Regions from separate parts of the Homo sapiens genome. Here region 2 is linked to region 1. A link is an interaction called in ENCODE POLR2A ChIA-PET data of the cell type or tissue named here. Cell type or tissue: endothelial cell of umbilical vein. All regions are shown on one strand. Links, peaks and the distances in the headings refer to the core of each region. The heading gives the core; the rest is flanking DNA. Region 1 has its middle 160 kb from the start of LINC02458. Region 2 has its middle 110 kb from the start of LINC02458.

Evidence for each region. Peaks named below come from ENCODE experiments on the same cell type or tissue, not always from the same donor. Only the 100,000 strongest peaks of a DNase experiment are listed, where the experiment ranks them.
Region 2: POLR2A ChIA-PET joins it to region 1 with 5 read pairs; 2 of 35 experiments call an interaction of 5 or more read pairs at or near these places.

The regions. Positions count from the first base shown.
Region 1 is chr12:89,172,938-89,185,068 of GRCh38, forward strand. No RefSeq gene overlaps it. Among named protein-coding and RNA genes, the nearest start is that of LINC02458, 160 kb to the left of the region's middle. In endothelial cell of umbilical vein, for the core only: no CTCF peak of the experiment used is centred there; a DNase peak (open chromatin) is centred at 7,234.
Region 2 is chr12:89,126,680-89,138,810 of GRCh38, forward strand. No RefSeq gene overlaps it. Among named protein-coding and RNA genes, the nearest start is that of LINC02458, 110 kb to the left of the region's middle. In endothelial cell of umbilical vein, for the core only: no CTCF peak of the experiment used is centred there; no DNase peak of the experiment used is centred there.

The DNA of each region.
Region 1 (12,131 bases), core at 5,896-8,395:
GCTTCATTATTAGCAGAATTTATGTTGCTATTATTAGAGAATAGGGGCTTTTTTGACACTGATTTCTTATCCTTCTTAGTGCCTCAAACTAAATCCTGTTCAAACATGTTATAACAAATTAGTATGAGCTCATTTTTGTGCAAAAACTTTTGAAATCCATGCATAGTTTTTCATAATATCCATTTTCCTTGACCTTTTTGAAGACCCCTCCTATAATGTGGAATAAAAGTATTTCAGATATATAAAGATTCAGAATGTTTACATCGGAATCTCACACATCCTCTCTTAGTAACTTACTTAAGGATGCTTTCCAAAAAAAAAGAAAGGAGGAAACCAAGAAAGGAGAACTTCAAGCCAAGAGATTAGGGAACCATGCCAGAAAAATAAGAATTATTAGTGGTTAGATGAAAACTGCAAAGAGTTCAAAAGAACAATTAGTCCAGATGGAGCAAAGAGGCACCCAGAAAAAATAAAGACTTATTAAAATTGACACTTTCCTTAGTAACTGAAATAATTTAAGAACTTAATAAAGAGAGACAATGTAAATTAGAGAACAAAAATTAGAAACTCAAAGAAAAGCAGAAAAAAATAGCTATTAAAGAATAGAACTTAACACACTATTTGATATGCTATGAACAGTATTTTAATATTATAAAAATGTGAATGGTACTTGTGTATTTACAAATTTTAGACACAGCCTATGCACCTGAAATCACAAATTGGTAGCCAAATGCTAACTCCAACTCACAGAAGTGCTTTATTTGACCTACTCTGTGTTCGTGTGTGTATCTTGATTGAATGAGTTTCCACTACTTTTAAATCTAGAGTTTTAAATCTGGAGTTTCCACATAAATGTCTGCATTGGCAACCTTCTTTGAAAACACTAGGAGATTTGCATCACTGGATCCAATATTCATGCAGGCAACATTGAGCTTGCACTGGCCAAACCAAAAAGATATGTAAATCCCATTAACTCATGCCTCTCTGGCCTCTGTAGCATTTGAAGTTTCAACACCTCCTACACGCAGAGAATGAAAGGCTTAATTATGGTCACAAAATAACAGAGAAATATTATGAATATTTTTTGATAATATAAACATTGCTTATGATTGAAGCTACGAGTCGAGGGGTGAAGTGAAATGAAGAAAATAATAGAGATGTTAGTATACCTTTATTTTTGAAATTTGAAAATCATGGGCTGACAGAATAAGGTATAAATATTTCACACATTATGTGAAGTTATAAAAGTCACAGATAGAGGAATTAAAAATAATAATATAACTATATTAAGACAGGAAAAAGAAAGTGAGGGATTTTCTAAATCCTTATGAGTCATAGCAGATTGTCCATAGATATCGGAAATTTGTAAACCAAAAACTAGTGAGATAAACATTTTAATCACAGTATTAACCCCTAAAAACGAACCAAAAGTAGAGTAGCTTACAGAATTTGCAATAATTTCTTCTAGGCTTGAGACAGTATGTGTATGGTTGGATGTGGCCAGGGAGTGTCACTTTTCACTGGAAGCTATCTTTTCTCACACTAGCCATTTGGAATCTAGAATCTGCCTATGTGGTAGACACAGAATTCATAGGGTTGCCAAAAAGCTACATGTGCAGGAGGGCTGCCCAAAGGAGGGGAGAAGCATGCTCTATTGGGGGTTTTAGACTGTGGATCAACAGTGAGGGTGTTCAGTGTGTGCTTTTATCCAGACTTAGCAGATGATCACTTAGACAATCAGTCTCCAGTTCAATCCTGGCATGTAAGAATTTAAATTGTGTTTTAAATATCAACCAGTCTGGTGAGATAGGCCTCAGAGGATGCTCTTGGAGGGCTAGTAAATTGATACACAGAGTCTGTTTAGGAACAATGTGGTGATATATCAAGAACCACAAACATAATCATAGCCATTGACCTGGAAGTCCCAATTCTGAGAACGTATTCTAAAAAAGAAAATTTAAAGATATTTTATATATGTTTTAACCACATGCCTATTTAACCTCTCAACTATATACTGCAATACCTGGGTGACCACGAAAGTATAGTTCATTATCAGACAACATTCTTATTCTCTGTTGGCTGATTATAAACGTTTCCATAGTGAGAGGACAGGACAACTTCGAATGTTAACTTTTAATATCGTATAATCTTTCAGTAAGCTTCAAATGATTGAGTGCCAGTCTCATTTCCTACCATCTGCCTCCCTCTTTCCTATTTTATCCTTAAGCCACCCTCCAAACCCTCCATATATGTACCGCAGTTTCACCTCCATTCTAGTGGCATTCTAGGTGGTCAAGGCCATGAGGAAAAAAGAAGCTCTATCCTGGAAGCTCCATCCTGGAAGAAAAGAAATGAAGCTTCAATAGAATTGTTCTCCTTAGGAACAGGCTCAGAACCTCAGAGTGAAGCATCTGCAGGCAAACCAAAATGACTTCATGTTACTCATTTGAAATAGCATAATAAGGATAATTTATTAAAAGACATTTTTCCCATTGCAGGTAAGAATAAAGATTGCATATAGTTATGTTTTCTATAATATTGTTGATATTAAAAATTTATGAGTAACTTAATTCCCTGACTATAGGAGAATCTTAAATAAATTCTAAATACTTTCTCTTCCCTGCCAGGTTTTCACATGGCTGGATCCTTCTCATCATTCTTTAGAAAGGCCTTTAAGGCTGAGTGTGGTGGTCCATGCCTGTAATCCCAGCACTTTGGGAGGCCGAGGCAGGAGAATCACTTGAGGCCAGGAGTTCAAGAGCAGCCTAAAGCAACATGCTGAGACCTTCCATCTCTACAAGAAACCTTTTAAAATTTAAAAAATTATAATTAAAAAAAGAAAGACCTTTGTAGATCACCACCCACCACCATCCTCCAACATCTTATTTTCCCATCTCTATCTTTTATTTTTATCATAGCTCTAATCACTATTTAAATATGTATTCCTAAAAATTTGTCTCTATCTTTATCATCTCTCTTCTTCCATTAGATTGTAGCCTCCATGAAGTCAAGGACTGCCTATCTCGTTCACTACAGTATCCACTGTATATGGAACTGAACCTGGCACATAATAGGTGCTTGATAAATATTTGCTAACAAATTAATGAATAATTTTCAGATATTGACATTATAAACATAAAAATATATAGTTTGATGGAAAAAAAATGTATGATTGCTTAAACACAACAGCATAGATATAATTTTAAGGATGTTATTTTGCACATGAAACAAAGAAAAAATTACAAGAGTTTTATTTACCGACATAATTATTATGAATAACTTTTTTTTTTTTTGAGACGGAGTCACTGTCATCCAGGCTGGAGTACAGTGGCGCCATCTCGGCTTACTGCAACCTCCACCTCCTGGGTTCAAGCAATTCTCCTGCCTCAGCCTCCTGAGTAGCTGGGACTACAGGCACACGCCAGCCATGCCCGGCTAATTTTTTGTATTTTAGTAGAGACGGGATTTTTCTGTGTTGCCCAGGCTGGTCGCGAACTCCTGAGCTCAGACAATCCGCCCACCTCAGCCTCCCAAAGTGCTGGTATTACAGGCGTGAGCCACCATGCCTGGCCCAATAACATTTTTTCTTATATTTTTTATTAGTTACTTTAATGCCCTTAAAATATTACTTATGGGTTTTTAATCATCTACTAGTCTTGCTTGTATGTATTAAATAACATGAAGAGAAATGCCTTGGCTTTCCTGGTGAAAAAAAAGTTTACAGGCTGTAATATAACTTTAAACTCTTGAAGTATTCACAGTCTAATTTAGATATAAGGCTTAAACTGATGGCTTTAACAAATACATAATAAATCTTGGTGGAAATTAACATGTTTTCGTAAAAGGTGAATTTTAATGTCTAAATTAATCATAGAAGAGTTTTTGAGCTTATAAAAAGAGGAAGTACAAGCCTCATTTTGTTTATATGCCTTGAAGTTTTTCCACAGGAGGTAATGACTATCCACAAAAGATTTGCTTCTGCTGAACTGGCCTCACTATGCCAATGAGGGGATAATGCAACAGCATCATTCCTTAGAAACTCAAGCTCCGGGCTGCCTGGTATAGATACCTCCATTGTAAGAATTATCTTGTTGCTTTGTCATTACTTGTTTACACATGTGTCTTCCCTAGCAGGTTATAAACTGCTTGAGGGCAAGAGAGTAGATCTTCATAAATTTGTTGGATTAAAAGAATTTAGTAATTTGTGCTTGAGATTAAAAGACTTTGGATGCTAAAACTTTGCAGGAAATTTGATTTTCAGACATAAAAAATGTATCACTTACTTTGTGTGTTTACTCTCAAACATTATCCACAAGAATTTGAGTCAGTTTGTAATAAATAGTGCAAAGGGAAATGGTGGATTATAATACAAAACTTTTTAAGCCAAAGAAAATTTAATTTGAATATATAGTCAAAATAAGAACAATTACAGAGAAAAAAAAAGAAAATCTGATCTCTACACATCATAACTGACATTGTTGCTTTAGTGGAACCTCAGCTTTCGTGTTGATATTACTAGTAGCCAAAGCATAAAGGAGAGACACAGTCAGTTATAACTCCTTTTTTTTTTTTTTTGTATTTTAAGTTCCAGGGTACATGTGCAAGATGTACAGGTTTGTTACATAGGTAAATATGTGCCATGGTGGTTTGCTACATAGATTTTCCCATCACCTAGGCATTAAGCCCAGCATGCATTAGCTATTTTCTCTGGCGCTCTCCCCCAACTCTGCCCTCCCCATAACTCTTATTTTTGAAAGTCAAAAAATCAGTTAGGCATTGGAAGAAGCAAATCATTTCTAGATTTTAGCTCTGAATGAAATACTGATTAATCATGTGAATAATATTCTCAGTGGCATCCCCAGAGCAAATGCAACAAATAATTTCATAAGGTTGTTTTTCAACTTCTTCCCCAGTGAAAGCCCAGAGCAAAACATCACAGACTAATTCAGCAAAGGCAATTCATAACAATTCATAACACAGCAACATTGTCCAGATACATCATTCTCTATCCTTTAAGCCAGGCAGGGGTGAGCAAAATACAGACCCCAGACCAAATACAGCCCATTATCCATTCTTGTAAATAAAGTTTTATTGCAACACAGCCAGATGCATTTATCTACTTCACGTCGATAGCTGCTTTCATGCTAGTGTAGTGTAGAGAGTAATTCTAATGACCATATGGCCCACAAAACCTAAATATTTACTATCTGGCTCTTTACATAAAACTTTTGCTGACCCCTGCTTTAAACTAAACTTCCATTATTATCACTTTTCTCCACAGAACTTTTGATAAGAGTTGGATACAAACAATTTGTGGATTTGAGTTAGATTCATACGTTAGATAAAACCACATGAAACTGCCAGTTTTTCATTTTTTTTAGAAACAAAAGGCCAACTCTATATTATTCACTCTAATGCTTAAGAAAAAATTGAAATCTTGTTACAAACATTAAAGAGGCAACACATATTTTGCTTGGATGGATAATAACACTCACATATAGGAGTGGGACATGAAATATTATTAAGCAAAGCCAGGATATTTCTGAAAAAGAAATTTTAGTCTTCCCACAACATGAAATCAGATCTAAATGCTACCATTTGCTATCATTGCAAATGAAAGAGAAAATACCAAATATCCCCATTAAAAGACCAATTTAATGACAAACTTAGCAATGATGACTACCCATTGACATGATGGTTTCTAGTGAATAACTTCTTGTGTTTATAATACGTGAAATAGTTGTGCAAAAGACTCACCATTGCATCCATAGAATTATCTGTGCACTAGAGACGTAATGGATATTCAATCTATATGTCTTTCATTAATTAGGAAAACAAAATTATCTCATGAGATTTTGAACAAAATATACAGCTAGATCAGTCTACGCACTGAAAATTGTACAGCTAGAAGCATCAGCAGAATGTCTCACATCAAGTAAATTATTAACAATAGGTGTTTATTTGGGAATAAGTTTGTATATTTCTTAAATGAATAACCAAAGTATGTTATTAATTTCCTACTATGTGCACACAGGGCTAGTGGCTACAGAAAAATATATGGCTCAATTCCTTTAGGTAAGGGACTTTAAATCTAGTTGGTGAAACACATATTAAAAGAAAGAGCACTAGCCCATAAGGCATGTCTTAATAAAGTGACAAATGAATAAAATTGACAATCAGTGAACCATTACATGCTGTGTTGAATTCATTCTCCATGAAAATTCAACATGAAAGAGGCCAAGAAGCCTGGATTCCAGTCTTGCTTGTGACATTTCCTAGCAAGAATGTACATTATTTTATTTAACAGTGTTCCACTTGTTTATTTTACTGGAGTGTATACTCTTCAGTTCTTGAGAAGTCTGAGATAATTATCACATCACCACTAACAACTAGTAGTGTTCTTTTGAGCCCTAGGTTTCTGTGGAAGAGCTTCTGTGGAAAAAGTTCAACAGATGTTGACCTCAACTTGCATGTTAAGTGTTTTGGGGAAAATATTTTAAATATCGTAATACTTAAAACACTCCAGAAAGCTCTATGCCAGATGTTAACACATTGGAAACTATCAATGCATTAACTTGTGTTTCCAGTTTGACTTGCTTTTTATGGGCCTCACATTAAAGGCTTCTTCTGCAAGAGTATCCTGAGATTACATAGTAACCTGTTAAAGACTTCCCATTTGCAACTAGTTTTCTGAGTAAATTAGGATCTTTTTTGATAGTGTGTAAATACAAAAGAAATACTAAACTAAATTAGATGCTAAGGATTATGTGAAATCACAAGTGTCATAGTAAGCTCTCATTCCAAGTTTTTGTATTAATCAAAACAACCTTAGTTTCATTTATTGACTATATACTGAGGAAATTTATTCAATTTGAACTTATAAGGTTATTTTATGAATAAAATATCGTTTCTATGTAGTAAAATTCCATTTACATTTTTATTTAAGAGGAATTACTTCTGCAAAAAAAAACGCTAGAAATAACTTGAAATGTACATTCCGAAACAAATAGTATATGATTCTCCACACAAAACTTAGCTTGATAACAAAAGCATAAAACAGTTACCTTGTTTCCTGAGATTTTATAAAATCACACACTACACACACCATATATAAGGCAACTACCAGAATCTGCTTACTAGTTAAAAATACTTGCTCTTCCCACTTGGTTTTGCACAACACCTGCAATTTAATCAGGATGTTTTTGGGTGTGCCTGTACTTCCCTGTCAACATTTCAGTTTTGGGCAAACGCCAACCTGTAAGAGATTTTCATCTGGAGACTGTTTCCCTTCTTGCAACATCAGTTGTACTGTTGCCAAAAACATCACCCTACTAAGGGAACATCCCCTTTTATTCACTCCCATCCATTTCTGGACTCAAATAATAAACACTTAGTCCTGCATCTGAATGAAGCTTTTTTTTTTTGCCTTTTCTTCACCTAAAACAATTCTCACTAACCTCAGGGGGTCAATCTTTTTCAACATGTTCTTAATACCCCAAGTACTAAGCTACTCTGTTTTTTGTTTGTTTTTTGTCTTTTTGCTTTTGTTTCATTTTTTTTGTCAAAAAGGCTCATAATATTTGGGGCTGCAAACTATTCATCATCCTGAGAGAATTCAGCTCTCTAATTCTGCACAGGAGTAGAACAGGCATTTCTGTTTCTACCCATTGTGGTATTTTAAAATATTAACCTCAAAAGATGCTCCATATCATACGTTATCAAGGAAATTCAAACTGAAACAATGAGATACCACTACACACCTTTGAGAATGAACAAAACCCAGAACTAACAACATCAAACGCTGACTAGGATGTGAAGCACAAGGACCCATTTATTGCTGGTAGGAATGCAAAATAGTACAGCTACTATGGAAGACAATTTGGCAGCTTTTTAAAAACTGAACACTCTTAACATATGATCCAGCAATCCTGCTCCTTGGTATTTACCAAAGAAATGGAAAACTTAGGTCCACACAAAAACCTGCACACAGATGTTTATAACAGCCTAATTCATAATTGCTAAAATTTGGAAGCAACTGAGATGTCCATCAGCAGATGAATGTATAAATAAACTGAGGCACATCCAGAAAATGGACTATTACTCAGTGCTAAAGAGAAATGAGCTATCAAGCCTTGAAAAGACATGGAGAAAGCTTAAATGCTTGTATACTAAGTGAAAGAAGCCAAACTGAAAAGTTACATACTATATGACTCCAACTATAGGATATTCTGCAAAAGGCAAAAATATAGAAACAGTAAGATGATCAATGGTTGCCAGGGGTTAGAAGGGAGGGAAGGAGGAATAGCCAGAGCACAGGGGGTTTTCATGACAATGAAAATACTCTGTATGATACTATATGGTGAATTCATGTCATTATACATTTGTCCAGACTCGTAGAATATACATCACCATGAGTGAACCCTAATGCAAATTATGGATTTGAGGTGATTATATTGTGTCAGTGCAGGCTTATCAACTGTAACAAATGTAACATCCTGATAGGAGATTTTAATAGTGGTGGAGGCTATGCATGTGTAGGGGTGGGGAGTATACAGGAAATCTCTATACCTTCCTCTCAATTTTGCTGTGAATCTAAAATTACTCTAAAAAATAGTCTTTTAAAAAATGCTAATCTCCTCAGTACCTATATACCAACACAGAGCTTTGTCCTTTTTTACAAGGTAGACACCCTTTGTTAAGCGTGATCAAACCTGTGAGCCAATTTCCTAGAAAAAATGTAATGCTAGGGGAGACTGTTCTGATTACCAAACAATGACTCAGTGTGTTAAAAGGGCAAACCTAAACTGAAAAAATCCTGTTGAAGACAGGCATGGTTTCCTGAGAAAGAAGATTATGAACAAGTAAGCTATATTTATCTAGATCTGGGTCTGCATTCTGTTAGAAATACTTTTGTTTTTCATCACTATTGCATTTTTAATATTCCAGCAAACTGTGATTGCTTAAATTGCTCAAAGATGTTAAATATTTATACTTTTGTGGAAGTCTTAAGATCAAGAAGAAAATGCACCTAATAGAAACAATCTGCTGGAGTGGTCAATAGGCCTGTTTAGACTGTGGCGGATGACATTATTCAAGCTGGCGAGTTATTTAGACTTGGATATTTTAAAGAGTAGAAATACTAAATAGCTAAATTCTATCACACTCAATAATTATTTGTATAATATTGAAGATATGATATTAGAATATTTTCTTTCAAAAAACTATGCTGAGTCTGTTCTGCTATGTGCCAGTTCATTGCATATGTACAGTAAAAAATTAGAAGTTTACCTTCAAATATCTAAAAAAAAAGTAATAATAAATTAGATAATTCCTAAGACTAAAGAACAAAACGAAAACTTTTATTTTCACTGTGGCCTTCAATATACTTCCCCATACATATAAACTTTTCTTCCTAGCTCATTACACACAAGCCACTCTGAGCTTCTTTCAGTTCCTAAACATACCTAATTTCATGCTTGCTTAAAGACTTTCTACCTGCCATTCCTTTTTCTGGAATATTCTTCCCCAATTTTTCACAAGATTTAACCACAAGAGCAGGGAATTTTAAAAGCAGGGACTTGGGAGTACGAATACCAGGACACTGTGAATTAATATATGTAAATGACTGAAATATAATTAAGTGCTTAATAGTTATAGGTCATTATTGTGTTGCTTGTCATCATTAGCCTTCTATTCTCAGCTCTGATGTTACCTCCCCGTAGAAAGAAGCCCCCTCTGAACATTGAAAGTAGAGATTCTCCTGCCATCCTTCCTTCTCCAACCTGGTCACTCTCTGTCACATCACCTTTTCCATTTCCTCCCTGCAAATGAGGATTGCCTAATGAATAGCATTTTATAGAAAGGCTAAACTCTGGAAACACTTGCCATATTTTTAATAGTCAAATTCTTTCTCTAGTTTCTGTAGGTAAAGAATTTGTTAAACTTGTCCCAATGAAAGTGACAAAAAGTCAGCACTTATTTTTAGATAAGTAGAACAACCATCTAAATGGCATTACAGACTGGGCATGGTGGCTCATGTCTGTAATCCCAGCACTTTAAGAGGCCAAGGCGGGCAGATTGCTTGAGCCCAGGAGTTCGAGATCAGCCTGGGCAATATAGTGAAATCCCATCTCTATAAAAAATAAAAATAAAAAATTAGCTGGGCATGGTGGTGTGCACCTATAGTCCCACCTACCTTGGTCGTACCACTGCACTCCAGCCTGGGTGACAGAGTGAGACCCTGTCTCAAAAAAAATTAAATTAAATTAAATTATATTACAGCATAGTGGTTTGTTGTTTGTGGCAAAAGAAGCCAGAACAAAGAAATCAGTGACTATATATAACATGCTTTCTTTCTTTGGGCAAGTCAGGCAGTAATATATTTTGGAGACAGTGTCTAGGAAGGTAACAGGAAGACTCTTCACATTTTAAAATCTAAGACAACCACACTGAGTTATTTATATTAAATTTGGGTGGGAAGTATGGCAGAGAAGAGAAGAATCTTGGGCATGATTTTCCAGCATCCTCTCAGAGACCCTAATTATTCTCTATCTCTTCTTGAAAATTAAAAATTTTTACTTTATGAAAATCATTACCCAAAAATATGATATTGCCTGAAAACATAAATACATTTCACAAAATGTTACATAAACTCTTGCACACTGGATGTAGTAAATCATTAAATATAGTGTTTATCCCCTAACTTTTGAAAAAGTTAACTTGGAGACAAATCAAGAAGGCAAATCAGTGTCCTTTGGTGCCCATTCGAAAAAGTCCTGGGGTAGAATTGATGGTTGACCTGACCACCCTGTTTCCAACATGAACATGCTGATATTCCGATATTTATTCTTCCCATCCCTTTCTCAGGTCATTATTTCACCCCTCCCCATCTTCAGATGAAAAGAGAAAGAAAGAGAACACTGCCATGGTAAGGTAGATTTAGGTTGGGTCTTCTTCCCACACTTTAGTCTTCTACCTGAGATCATCCTGTTAGAGTTTAGTGTACTTAACAAGTCCAGATGTCTCTGACAGTGATCTCTTCACCAAACACTTTTTTAGTACTTCTCACTATAACAACTCCACTCATCACAGGCAACCCAACCTTCTTATTTCACAATCGTTTGTTTTACAAACAAGAATCCTAAAGCCAAGAGAAAGTGAACAACTTATCAGGTTTATTCCAAATCAGCATAGAAGATGATATGGGAACTCATTTCCAACAAATTTCTTGACTCATGGATGAAATGGGAGACAAGTTGCTTCATTTCATGTTTTGAAATAACTAAGTATTTCTTCTCAAGTTTGTTCTTATAAGGGCCCCTAGGATAAAGAGCAGCCTGATTCTTGCATAACCACTTGGAGTGGGAGAAAGGGAAAGTCATGTCCTGTGAGGGTGACTGGGAGGCAATGGGGAGGGTGAAGGATGGGTGGAGTGGACAGGAGCCTAGCCACGGAAGGACACTTCATGGTTGTGAAGAAACAGTGGGTCCTAGGGCCAACTGATCTGACTCAGCCCCAGGAATTATTATTATCATCAACTTTGTCTTTGCAAAATAAATGTTGCCACCGCCAATGAATGTGCAAGCACTTGTTAGATCAGTGGAATAGGTCTTTATATACATATATAAAAACATACACACTTGCATACGATTTATTCAACACTCTCCATGTATAATACCCTATGCTAGGAACTTTGAATGCATTATCTCATTTAATACTTACAACGATTCTGGAATGAAAGCATCACTATCTTCATTTTAGGTCTGATGCAAATAAGGATGGTAAAAATTAAGTAACTTACCCAAGATCGCATAGTTACTACATGGACAAGCCAAGCTACTAACCTAGATCTCCCTGATTGTACAACCTTAAACACAGATAGCTAAACTTCTCACAGGGAAAAAAAAAAATATCTATTTCCATAGAGAAAAATTGTGCCTGTGCACACATCTGATTTTGTCACTGCATGAATGCTTCTTTAGAGCATAGATTTTATTTATCTATTTTCGTATCTATATCTCCAAAGCAGCCTACTTCAAATCTAGGCATACAGATTCAATAAACATGTGTTTTATTTCTACATAAATGCTCACATAAAGAGCTAATTGTGATTAATAATAGCAATGGGAGTT
Region 2 (12,131 bases), core at 3,228-5,727, 49 kb before region 1:
TGAGAAAAAAAATGAAAGACTGAAAGCAAAGAAAATGTGAAGCAGAAGTGCGAACAGAAATCAAAGCTTTCCAGTTCAGCAGACCTAAAGAATTTGACTGCAGGACAAAGTGATCATTTACCCCAGTCAGGAGGAAAACTGTTGGGCTGAAAAAAATGAAAGAGATTGTGAAATCCTCTGATGATATTGATGACATTTCACCCTATCCAAAGATTAACTCAGTGAATGGCGTAACTAAAAGAATGTGACTTAAAGATGTGCCTTACAAATACTGAAACTCCATGTTTTTCAAAGAGATTAATCATAATAGCATGAGGATAAGGCATGATTCTGACTAACAGAAAGAAGCTAATCTGGGAGATCCTCTTGAGTAGATTAGCCATTCCATGCAAAACGTCACAGTGGCAATCAGAAAAGGCATCTCTGAAATGTACAATGAAGAAGGACGTTAAAAGAAAATTTATTTACCCAGAGTCAGTGAATAATACAGTTTAGTCTTTATGTAAAAGGCTCAGTCAGAGCAAATGATGGGGTGTCCTTGAGGGGTTCCAGAAATTTGAACCAAGGATGAGAATCTGAGAATTTGTTGCTGCTTCATTCAATTTCTGTCACCTCAATGGCTACTCATTCTCTTTTCTACCCCCTACAGTCATGAACAATCTGGATTTCATGTCACAAGAGGAAACAGAGTCATCACTTCAAGTACTGCACCAATCAAGTCTGTTCTGGTAATAATGTGAGGTAAATGAGACATGTAATGGGAAGAAGTGGATAGATTCCCATGATACATAATAATTAGTAGGCATCACTTAAATAGAATTTATTCTATCAGCAAAGTTAGATGGTTCTTAATGTATGTCAATAAAGGTGGGAGTGAGGGCAGACAAAGGCCAAGGAAGAGGAAGATCACAACATGAAAAAGAAAAATGCCTAATAATAATGAAAATATTAATAGCATATTATATTAAAATTCAAAGGAACAAATATTTTAGTTGTATTATCTATGTGAAGAATATGAAGGCTATTTGAGCAAACAGATATGAAGGATGTTAAAAATGTATATTTTTCTGCATTGGACTACAAGCAGTTTCCAAATTGAAACTGGATAATGTTCCCAAAGTAATGTGAAAGACACTTATTTGGAATTCAGAATATATGTTCCCATAGAAACATTGTTGAAAATGTCAACTAGGTTCCTAGGTTACCTGTGAATTCTATTTAAACCACATATGTAGCTAAAATACTATTAATTTGTATTTCAAATCAGTAGAAAATAAAACTATTGCATTGGAAGAAGAATAGCTATTGGAAGATGAGATAACTGAAGAAATAATTGTATGGAATGCCTGATAAAGGGCATCTAGGAAATATCAAGAGGGTTAGATGTGGATGGTACAAATCTTTAGGTGCATTTGCAGTTCTTTCTTCTCTAGCTGTGTGCTCTCCCTTAGTGATTCAATTGAGTGCATAGCTTTAAATATCACCGGTTTGCTGAAATTTCCCAAATTTATAACTCCAGCTCAGACTTCTTTACTGAAAGCCAGTGGAGTTATATGCTTTCTCCAAGTCTTTTGTTCTGCTGTTCCCATTGCCTACAATGCTTGTCTCTGCGTCCCCACACAGTAAACTTCACTGGGTTCACTGGAGTCTCACTCCATTGGGTCTTTTCTGAAATGTCCCCTCCCTAGGCCTGCAATGGCCATCATACCTTTCTTAAGAATCCCAACTTCCACTGCAACCCTTTGCATGCCCCATCCCTCTTTTATTTTTCTTCTATCATTATCACCATCTAATAGACTAAACATTACTTGTTTTCTGTCTTCCCCATTCTAGAATGTGAGCTCCCTAAGGGCAGTGGCATTTGTCCCCAGCACCTAGAACAAGGCCAGGCATATAGTAGGCACTCAAATATTTGTTAAATAAATTGACTGAATACATGAATTAAATACCTGAATGAGTAAATAGATGACCTTCTTTTTTAATTTCATGAGTGTTCTGTTGGCATGGCTTTTACTTACCCTTATCATCTATTACAGAGATACATTTTTTCAGACGGCAAATAGAAAATAAAAGGGCCGTAACATCATATATCAACTCTCTATCTCCAGTCTTGCCACTCCCCAATTAATTTTCCACCCAGCAATCACAATAATTTCTAAAACTCAGACCTGCTGAAACCGTATCTATGAAATTTCATGGCTTTGAAGACAAAGTTTATCATTTTTAACCTGGCTTTCAAAACCACTCATGGTCTACCTCCTTCATATCTTTCCAGCTCCATTGTGAGTTAATTATGTCTCCAATAGGGTAGAAAATGAGGCAGTAAAGAGGTTTAGAATCAAAGATGACTCCTATAGTGTCAACGGCAGTGGATGCTGGATCAGGGTAGTTTGGTGGCTGTTGTGAATATTTAGTGAGCTGGCCACCTGCCATTCATACATAGGAGGCAATCCCTAAATCCTTGTTCATTACTCAGAGTCCCTATACTTTTTAAGCTTAAAGTCAGTGAGTTAATCTATTCTTTCTTTTCTTGAATTAAATGTTATACAAAATCCTAGTATTAAAAAACATATTTTAAGTGAAGCTGTTCTATTTAAGGTAATGGGGGTTAGGGAGGGTAGGAATCAAGCCCTGATCATTCATTTTCCATATGCTGTAGCCTGGTCCCTGAGGCCCCTTTGAGTGACCCCTGCTAGTGAGGCTCCAAGCCCTAAGAATATCAAGCAGAATATCAAGTATGCACTGACACATAAGAAGAAAGCCTTTCAAAACAACCATATCTACTGGTTATTTATAAAAATTGCCCAGGTAACTGAACTGCATTTGCTTCTCTCTTCCCTACTGCTTAGTGTGTAACAAATAGCAACATCTTTAAATGGCAGGAAACAACAAGACAAGAAATATGTCAGCATCTGTATTGCTCAGGAGATGGAACATTATGCAGGTTTGTGCAGAATGATTGGCTCTCAAGGGAGTAATTAGTATTTGGCGCACTTCTTACTGGCGCTACCTCAGCTTCCCTGCCAGAGGATTCTGAGAAAAGGTTTGTTGTTTCAGTTTCAAAATTGCATTTTAGATTGACTCTTTGAATAGAGTGCATGTAGGGACAAATGGCACAAATGTTTAGCAAGCGGTGTTTGTATTCACATTCTGTCTCTGAGCCTCAGGTCCATGACAAGCTTATTTTTTAGAAGTCTAATAAAAAATTGATATTAAGAAATTTAAAGAAGAGTTTTCAGCAGCCAGAAAACATAGCTTTTATTTTCAGATATGAAGATGACAGAGCTTCAAAGGAGGTTGTGGGGGTTTTCTTTGTCAAGCCATTTGCAGATGGCCAAGTTTATTTTTAAATTGAGAAATAAGACCCTATCCAATTTTGAAGACCAAATTTGTGCCAAACAAAATCAACCTGAAGTATTGGTCCACTTTGAAGAAGAGCTATGGCCAATGAAAACGTAATGATGTCTCTGATTTGCAATGAAGTGCATATACAAATTGATGAATTTCTCTCTATCTCTCTCTCTCTCTCTCTCTCTCTCTCTCTCTCTCTCTCTATATATATATATATATATATAGTTTTTGTTTGTGAGATGGAATCTCACAAACATAGTTTTTGTTTGTGAGATGGAATCTCGCTCTGTCATCCAGGCTGGAGTGCAGTGGCGCGATCTTGGCTCACTGCAAGCCCCGCTTCCCGGGTTCACGCCATTCTCCTGCCTCAGCCTCCCGAGTAGCTGGGACTACGGGCGCCCACCACCACGCCCAGCTAATTTTTTGTATTTTTAGTAGAGACGGGGTTTCACCTTGTTAGCCAGGATGATCTCGATCTCCTGACGTGATCTGCCTCCCTCGGCCTCCCAAAGTGCTGGGATTAGAGGCGTGAGCCACCGCGCCCGGCCTACTCTATTTTTTAACACTCTCACAGTGCCCTCGAGGCCTTTCCTTCACTTCCTTGCAACATCAGCCAGCTCCCCAGAGGACATGGGGAGCCAAGGAAGCCTATTAGAACCAACTGGTTAGGCATTCCTGTCCACAGCCTATCATGACTTTGGAAGAGCCAAGAGAAAGAAACAGAATTATTTTGGGGATACTATTGTGTTTAGCTTATTTCAAGACTGAACTAATTGCAATAATAGCTTTGAATAGCCTTTCAATGAATCTGAAACTACTAATGGATAAATGACTATTTGTAACTATACCACATACACCCTTTCTCTCCCTCCACCCACACATATATGTACCCAGCTATAATGTGTACATGCCAGCACACACACACACACACATCACATGCATGACATATGCACACCAAATACAATATATCACACATATTCACACTAACACGCCAATAAAAGACCCCCCCAAACACACACATGCTTTATGAAAACACACATACACATACACAAAGCACACAATACATAGCCCACACACATGCACATTCCACAGGCATACACACACTACTACATACCAATACATACACTGCATGCCATACAAATATATACATATACACATCATGCATACACCATATACACCATGCACGTGCATATACAACATAAACACATAACGCAAACACATACCACAGACTATACACACCACATGAATTTATCACAAACTCATATACACATCACCCCAAATGCAAATATACACACATATATCACAAATACACAGACATATGCATATGCAACACATATAGACATAGCCCCACACTACATGCAAATATACCACATACACACATGTACACATAACACATACAAATTCACTACATACACATATGAACCACATACAAACACACCCCCATGCCCAAATGCACAACACAGAACACACAAACTCCAAATACAAATGCATAGACATACATATCACAAACATGCACACACTGTGTGCAAATACACACCACACATACACAGCCACCATGTATCTATCTGTCCCCTATACAAATACACAAATGCCACACACATATACACACACTCCAAAACACACATATGCACAAACACAATACACATATACACACCCCCAAACCACTTACAAATACACACATACACATGTCACATCACACATAACACATATATACAAATCACAAGCAAATTCATCTTCATTTTCTAACAGAGATTCTGAAAGAACCTAGGAGAGGAAACCTACTGAAGAGAATTGAGACTTTGGGGTACAGTGTGTAAGCTGGATTCAGCTTGAATTTCAGCAATCCAAGTTCAGGAACCATGTTAATCGACTGCCTACAGATCATCTCTGGTTTTTTTACTCATGTATGTTGTGGTTCAGAAATTGGATTTTTGCCATTTCTGGACTCACACTTTTTGCTTCATCAGTTCATATGTTGACATAATGCAACAGAAGAGAAAGTTTGGAAAAGGGGTTTACTCTTTGGAAGACATTTTTATTTTTTCTATAAAAACTAGACCTTAAATTTTTTTAAATACTCTTAACCTCAAAACATTGTTCAATTTTCAATAAATTAATTCATTCTTTACAAATCCATATTATTCCTCTAACTTTCACAGGCATGCCTCAAGACCTCGATACATGAAAGCAATTACTGCAGATGCCTGGCTGTTGGCACTGTTCAGCTTTAATGTAGCAGTACAGAAAGTTATGCCTTCCACCTGTGATGACTGATCCTAGAACCTGCAGACAATGAGTCTAAGCTGAATACAAACAATAATTATCCAAGTAAAGAGCCCTTGTTCAATTCAATGGCGGTTCAATTCAACAGCGGCTCTTAATGAAACACTAATCTCTTCCCATTGATCACAGAAGAGTTATTTTAATTTCTGTATCTTTGACATTCTGCTTTTGGGTGCAGGAAAATCCTTGCCCGAAATATATGCTATAGGGAGGTAGTGTGGAGTGAGGTTCAGGGAGAGGGTTCTGGAGTCAGCTTGCCAGGGAGAAGCCAAGTCCAACTCTCGCGTTGAGTTGCTTACTAACTGGACATCCTCAGGCAAGTCACTTAAACCCACAACAGCCACTGTTGTTCACTAGTCGGCTTGAAGTATAGCTAGTACCTAGATCATAGGATTGTAGTGAGAATTAAGTTAGACAAAATGCTGAGAACAGTGGCTAGCAAAAAGTAAGCCCTCAATAAGTTGCAGGTGCAATTAATAGGAAAGAAGATTATAAGATTTGGTGCTTTTCTTGTCAGCATGAAAATTGAGGTGTTCACATTTATTAGGCATCTTCTCAAGGCTAAGCTTTGACTTCAACAATCCTGTGATATTAGATATGATTACCTCTATTTTTCAAATAAGGAAATCGATGATTAAAGAAGTTACAGTAACCTTCCCAATATCACACAGTGAGTGGCAAACTTGAAATTTGAAACAAAGGTGGAGTAATCCCAAAGTCTTCTTTCTTTCTACCCCACAACTTCATTATGCATGTTTCAAAGACCTTTCCTAGCTACCCTATAAAACTGTAATCCTACCTCCTAAAGGTCAAGCTAATAGTATCTGTCCATTTCTAGCCAAATGGATTCAGTCTAGTGTGGAAACATACTATATCAGAATAATATGGGAAAGGGATCCAAAGCCATCTTGATTATAGAATGTAACTTTCACCATGGAGGAGGGAGGAACTTACAGATAGTTTAGGTTTTATAGTTACCCCATAGAAATACATCTTCCCAAGATTATTCTGAAATGTGGAAGTGATTCAACGAAAAATGAAGACTTTTTTTGGTGGCATGTACAGGGAGAAAGACAAAGAAAAATGCACACTAAGAGAGAAATGAAAGAAGGAAGAGCAGAGAGAGAGAAAGAGAGAAAGAATTCATTTCATCCCAAAAGAATTGCAGAGGAATCACAAGACCCTATACATCAATATGGTGTATCCAAGGACGTTGAGAAGGAAAGTGATGGGTTCAGGACGCCAGGGTGTGGAAAAGGCCAGCTAGCCTGATAACACAGTACCAAAAGTCCTTTCTTCTTCCTATATTCTGTATCCAGCCCAGCGTTTAAAAGCCTCAAAAAATCAGCCCTCTTAGAAGAAAAACTGAGAAGCCACTCTAGATGTCCTAGAAGAAAGATAAATAAAAGTGCTGTCAGAGGTCATGATGGGACCTCATCTCCTTCTCCTCTGTCTAGTATAAAGGGTCCCACTTCTTCCATGGCTGCAGAATTGCAAGTCTGGTAAAAGCCTCCAGGATGGAGTGAAAGGAAAGGTGAGAAGAAGATGGTTAGAAAGTCTAGAAGGTGAGTGAGCTGGGATAACTGGGCCATATTTCCTAGGATTCACTACCTTAATCAGTGAAATTCTGGGATTAGAGTGCCTTCCCTCACTCTGCAGATTATCTGAACTTTAATGTTTTCACATCTTAGAAGATGACTTGGTTTCCGTTACAAAGTATCCAGTGTTTTTTATATATCCATCTCCCACATTCTCAAGTACATAAGGTGAGATTGTGGTGATAGTTCCATGTTTATGCATTTGGAAGAGAACCACAGCTTTTTCAGGAGCCAAGAAACAATACCATAGAAGAAGCGCTATTTACAAATAATTAAAATGCACACATGCATGTACACATACACACACACACACACACACACACACACACACACAGAGAGAGAGAGAGAGAGAGAGAGAGAGAGAACAGATGCAGAGAACAGACTCAGCCCTCTTAGAAGCATGTCAATGGAGGCATGTCAACACTCAATGAACAGGACGGCCAAAAGCCAGGAAGGTGAACTCACCTTTGGAACTGATAAGAGTCATTGTTTAGCTTTCCATTGTTCTTTGTTTTGATCTAAGGCTGCCTCTCCTATCACTTTCCCCTTGTCACAGTCTCTCATTGTCAGCACTGAGACTGAAGAAAATTGTTCCTTCCATGTAAGAGCAATACACTCCCCTCCTTTTGTCTTTTTCAGGAAATTAGTAGCTCATGTTCCACTAACTGGAGTGTTTTGCCTTATCTCATTCTTATAAGTGAAGTGGGAATTTCAATGCCATAACTTAGAATTATTCTGTCCAATTCACCCTAAATGGATCCTGTTCTCATTGCAACATTTATCTCTAGGCCTCACTAAAGATAATATTCAGGCTTACGTACAGGCACACAATTGTCCTCTCTTCGGCAATGAGGTCTTTAGAAATGTGATGAAATGTGACAGGTTTTTGAATTAGGCTCTAGAAACTGTTTCTTTTATGACTAAATGGATTTCTTGCCATTTTAGAAGCCAGTCTCTACACTGTTTTAAAATTTACTTTAAAGAAGGACCTGGGAAACTCTGGGATTTCTAAATAGACAATACTTGCTCATTGTTCCAGAACCATCTTACAGGCGTTCATTACTTTTTCTGATATTTATTTGAAACTTGAGGCTTAAAAATAACATCTAGTCGTCAGATGGAAGCTTCAATGTACTCTTTCATTATGTAAGTACTAAGGATGATACAAACAAAAAAAAATGCAGGCTAAGGTCATGGCTTTTTACAGTGTACAATTGAGGTTCAAGAGAAAATTTATAGCACTAAACCTGGGTGACATTCTTCCATGATGCACTAGTCCACCCAATTGAATTTTTCATGACTGGCATCCGTTTTGATTGGTTGGAATATGTGCTATGTTAATGGTTAAGTATTTTACCATCTAGCTCAATTCTTTATTTCAAAAATACATCAAGCCTCAAAGAAGTTCAATGATTTTTCCCGGAGTCATACAGATATTAGATAGCCAAGAGTGGGTCTGGTCATTTGAATTCTACTTCAATATCCTTTTCACTAACATATAATCATCCAATTATGTGCAACCATGACCTATGTTCTATTAAGACCCCACTGTTACGATAACAAAAGAAGGGCCTTATAAATCAATATCATAGCTTAATTATTTTATAGCATTTAACATACCGTAAAAACACATAGACTGTTATAGCTTATAATAAACACAAATATCTTTTCTCTGACCATAGCATAATAGAAACTAAGCTCAGAAGGATTTATCTAGGAACAAAAGAAGGAAATTGAAATGTACTAGTTTCTCTGGATTTAGTCCTGATTGTCACTGATAATTCTGTGACTTTGTGCATGTCCTTAGTTTTCACATAGGAAACTGGGCAAGTCTAAAAGATAGGTGCTTCAGTGAGATTCTCAGGTGAGTGGTTGAATTAGGTGACAATTAAGATCCATTTCAACACTGAGATTATATTATTACCTGATCTGTATACCAGGAAATTAATTTAAAAGACCCTCCTCACTGACCCTATCAAGGAGCCCTACTTCCAGCACAGATGATCACAGTGAATTCCACCCACAAAGCAGCTCTGATACGGAGAAAACCAACTCACAATTTCTAACAAGCCATTGTAGCAAAGACTGTTTGCCTTCCACCAATATTTATGTGCTCCTTCTTTTTACTATTAATAATATAATTCCCCACCCAAATTTTCACTAGGTTCAAAGCTTTCCAACTTTAGATGGCAATTCCTAGGCTCTCTTGCAACTGGGTGTGGTTTTGTGACTAAGTTCTGACTAACAACCTGTGAGCCAGAAATGATGTGTTAAGGGTTCTTGTAGATTTTGCCCTTAACTAGAAGAGATGTGCCCTTCACTTCCTCTTTTCCCCTTCTCACCAGCTAGAGAAGAGTTGCTATAGCCAATTTGGACACAGAGATGGAAGCTGTGTGTTAAATATAACAGAGTTAATATAACAGCCCTGCATTGCCTATTCTGGACAGACACATGAGGGAGAAACTTATTTTGTTTAAGCCACTGCACCATGAGTCTCTATTTTAACAGCTTAGATGTTTTGCCCAATGGCACAGTTATAGTGAGTTCTGCCATGGAATACAAATGAGGACTCCAAGAAGAATGCATCAGTCTTAGATTCTATTCAGTATTACCTGCCTACAGCATTCCAGTTCCACTTACACAGAAATACTTTTAATCATAAACTAAGACATCTCAAGCTTCAGAATTTATAGGAAGATTTGCTGATTCCTAGGGCCAATGACAGTTTTAACCCAATATATGCTTTAAAATAATTAATGGTAGAATGAGTCTTTACAGTTAACATATTGTAGTCAAATATTACTTTTCAAAAATTCCAATGTCAATAAATAGTCCTTCACTACAGAAACACAGTGCTTTAAATAAAAACAGTAGGGTCACCAGAAACAAAGTTGTCAGTGTTGGGTTGCTATAGCTACCAGGTTATCTTTATAAAAGTGTGTCTTCAAATGGAAGAGATTTGTGAATCCTGAAATCCCAGGAATGTGAGGACCAGAATCTGCTAAGTTTTCTGCCAGCATACTACCAGAATTATCCACAAAAGTTTCACTTACTGGTCAGTTCACTGCCACGTCTCTCCTTCAATGCTGGGCCAATTTAGAAATCATTATGTCAGTATTGTTAAATCAAGTTTTGTCTAAAGCTGCCTCCTTACATATTTTAAGTTTGCCCTAAAGTTTTTTCTGTATATCATAAACTATAACCTATGGAGTTCTATACAGACTCTAGTATACTCTTGTACCAATAACCGAGTTTTGGCCAATCAAAAGTGGCCAGCTGTCCAAACTGTGTTCAAATGAGACAAACATCGAGCTGTAACCAATCTGGATGTTTCTGTATCTCACTTCCATTTTCTGTATGTCACTTTCCTTTTTCTGTCCATAAATCTTCTTCCACCACGTGGCTGCACCGGAGTCTCTGAGCCCACTCTGGCTCGGGAGGCTGCCTGATTTGCAAATCATTCTTTGCCCAATTAAACTATTTTAAATTTAATTTGGCTAAAGTTTTTTTTAACAGTATGTAAGCCAAGACCTGATATTCTAAAACACCTGCTTAACAATAAAGAACGAGCCGAATTTGTGCGGTATATTTCTATACCTTGGAACACTACTCAACAATAAAAAAGAATGAAATAATGGCATCTGCAGCAACCTGGTTGGAACTGGAGACTATTATTCTAAGTGAAGTAACTCAGAAATGGAAAACCAAACATCAGATGTTCTCACTCATAAGTGGGAGCTAAGCTACCAGGATGCAAAGGCATAAGAATGATACAATGGACTTTGGGGACTGAGAAGAAAAGGTGGGAGGGGGGTGAGGGATAAAAGGCTACAAATTGAGTACAGTGTATACTGCTCAGGTGATGGGTGCACCAAAATCTCAGAAATCACCACTAAATAACTCATTTGTAAGAAACCAAACACCACTTGTTCCCCATAAACCTATTGAAATTTTTTTAAACTTTTTTTTTAAAAAGAATGAGCCACAATTTGGTAATGATAATTGTGGCAGATGCTGAAGACTGGTTCATTTAACAACCATTTCAATCTCCTAGCATGCCCTCCTGCTGTGAGATACAGGCTGGAAAGTTAAATCTCACATTCTCCAGAATGTTCTGCAGGAAACCTAGGTTCTTCTAAGGCCACTCACATTCTGCAAGCTACCTGATACCTTATATTCAATCTCTTTCTGTTTACATTGGCTGACCTAGATTCTATCCCTGCAACTAGGAATCCTGACTGACAGAGTCATATTTTAATTCTCTGCTTCTTTAAGGATTGAAGGCATGAGGAGGCTCATAAAACAATTTTTATGGCTGTCTTCTTATCATTGGCACTTTTAACATTATTTTGTTTAGAGAAAGAGAAGTAAGCACCACACAGAAGACTAGGTCTTGGGAGCTGTGAGTGCTAATCAGAAGTGCTAAATAGCTACCTTCTTATTCCAGACTGACTCACTAGCCATCTGCACAGACACAGTCATTTTTACACTGGTCTCCATGTGGCAGCCAATACTGGGTGACTACACAGGGCAATGGAGTTCTTGGATGGGGATACATTTGATAATTTACTATACTTTTTTAGAAGGTAAAGGAGTCAGCAACAGGAGACACAGCCATTAGAAACCCTGTCAATAGACAGATTGTTAGGCCTGCTTCATGTAGGTTTTTCATTCTCAAAGTGTTATCCCCAACCAGAAGCATCAGCATCACCAAGAAATTTCTTAGAAAGACAAATTGTCACAGACTTACACACTCCCCAGGCTTACTGAATCTGAAACTCTGAGGGTTGAGCCAAAGAATCTGTGTTTTAGCAAAGCATCCAGGTGACTCTGATGCAGGCTCAAGTGTGAGGACCACTGGTGTATGTCATCCAGGCCTATTTGAGGTTAAATGATATT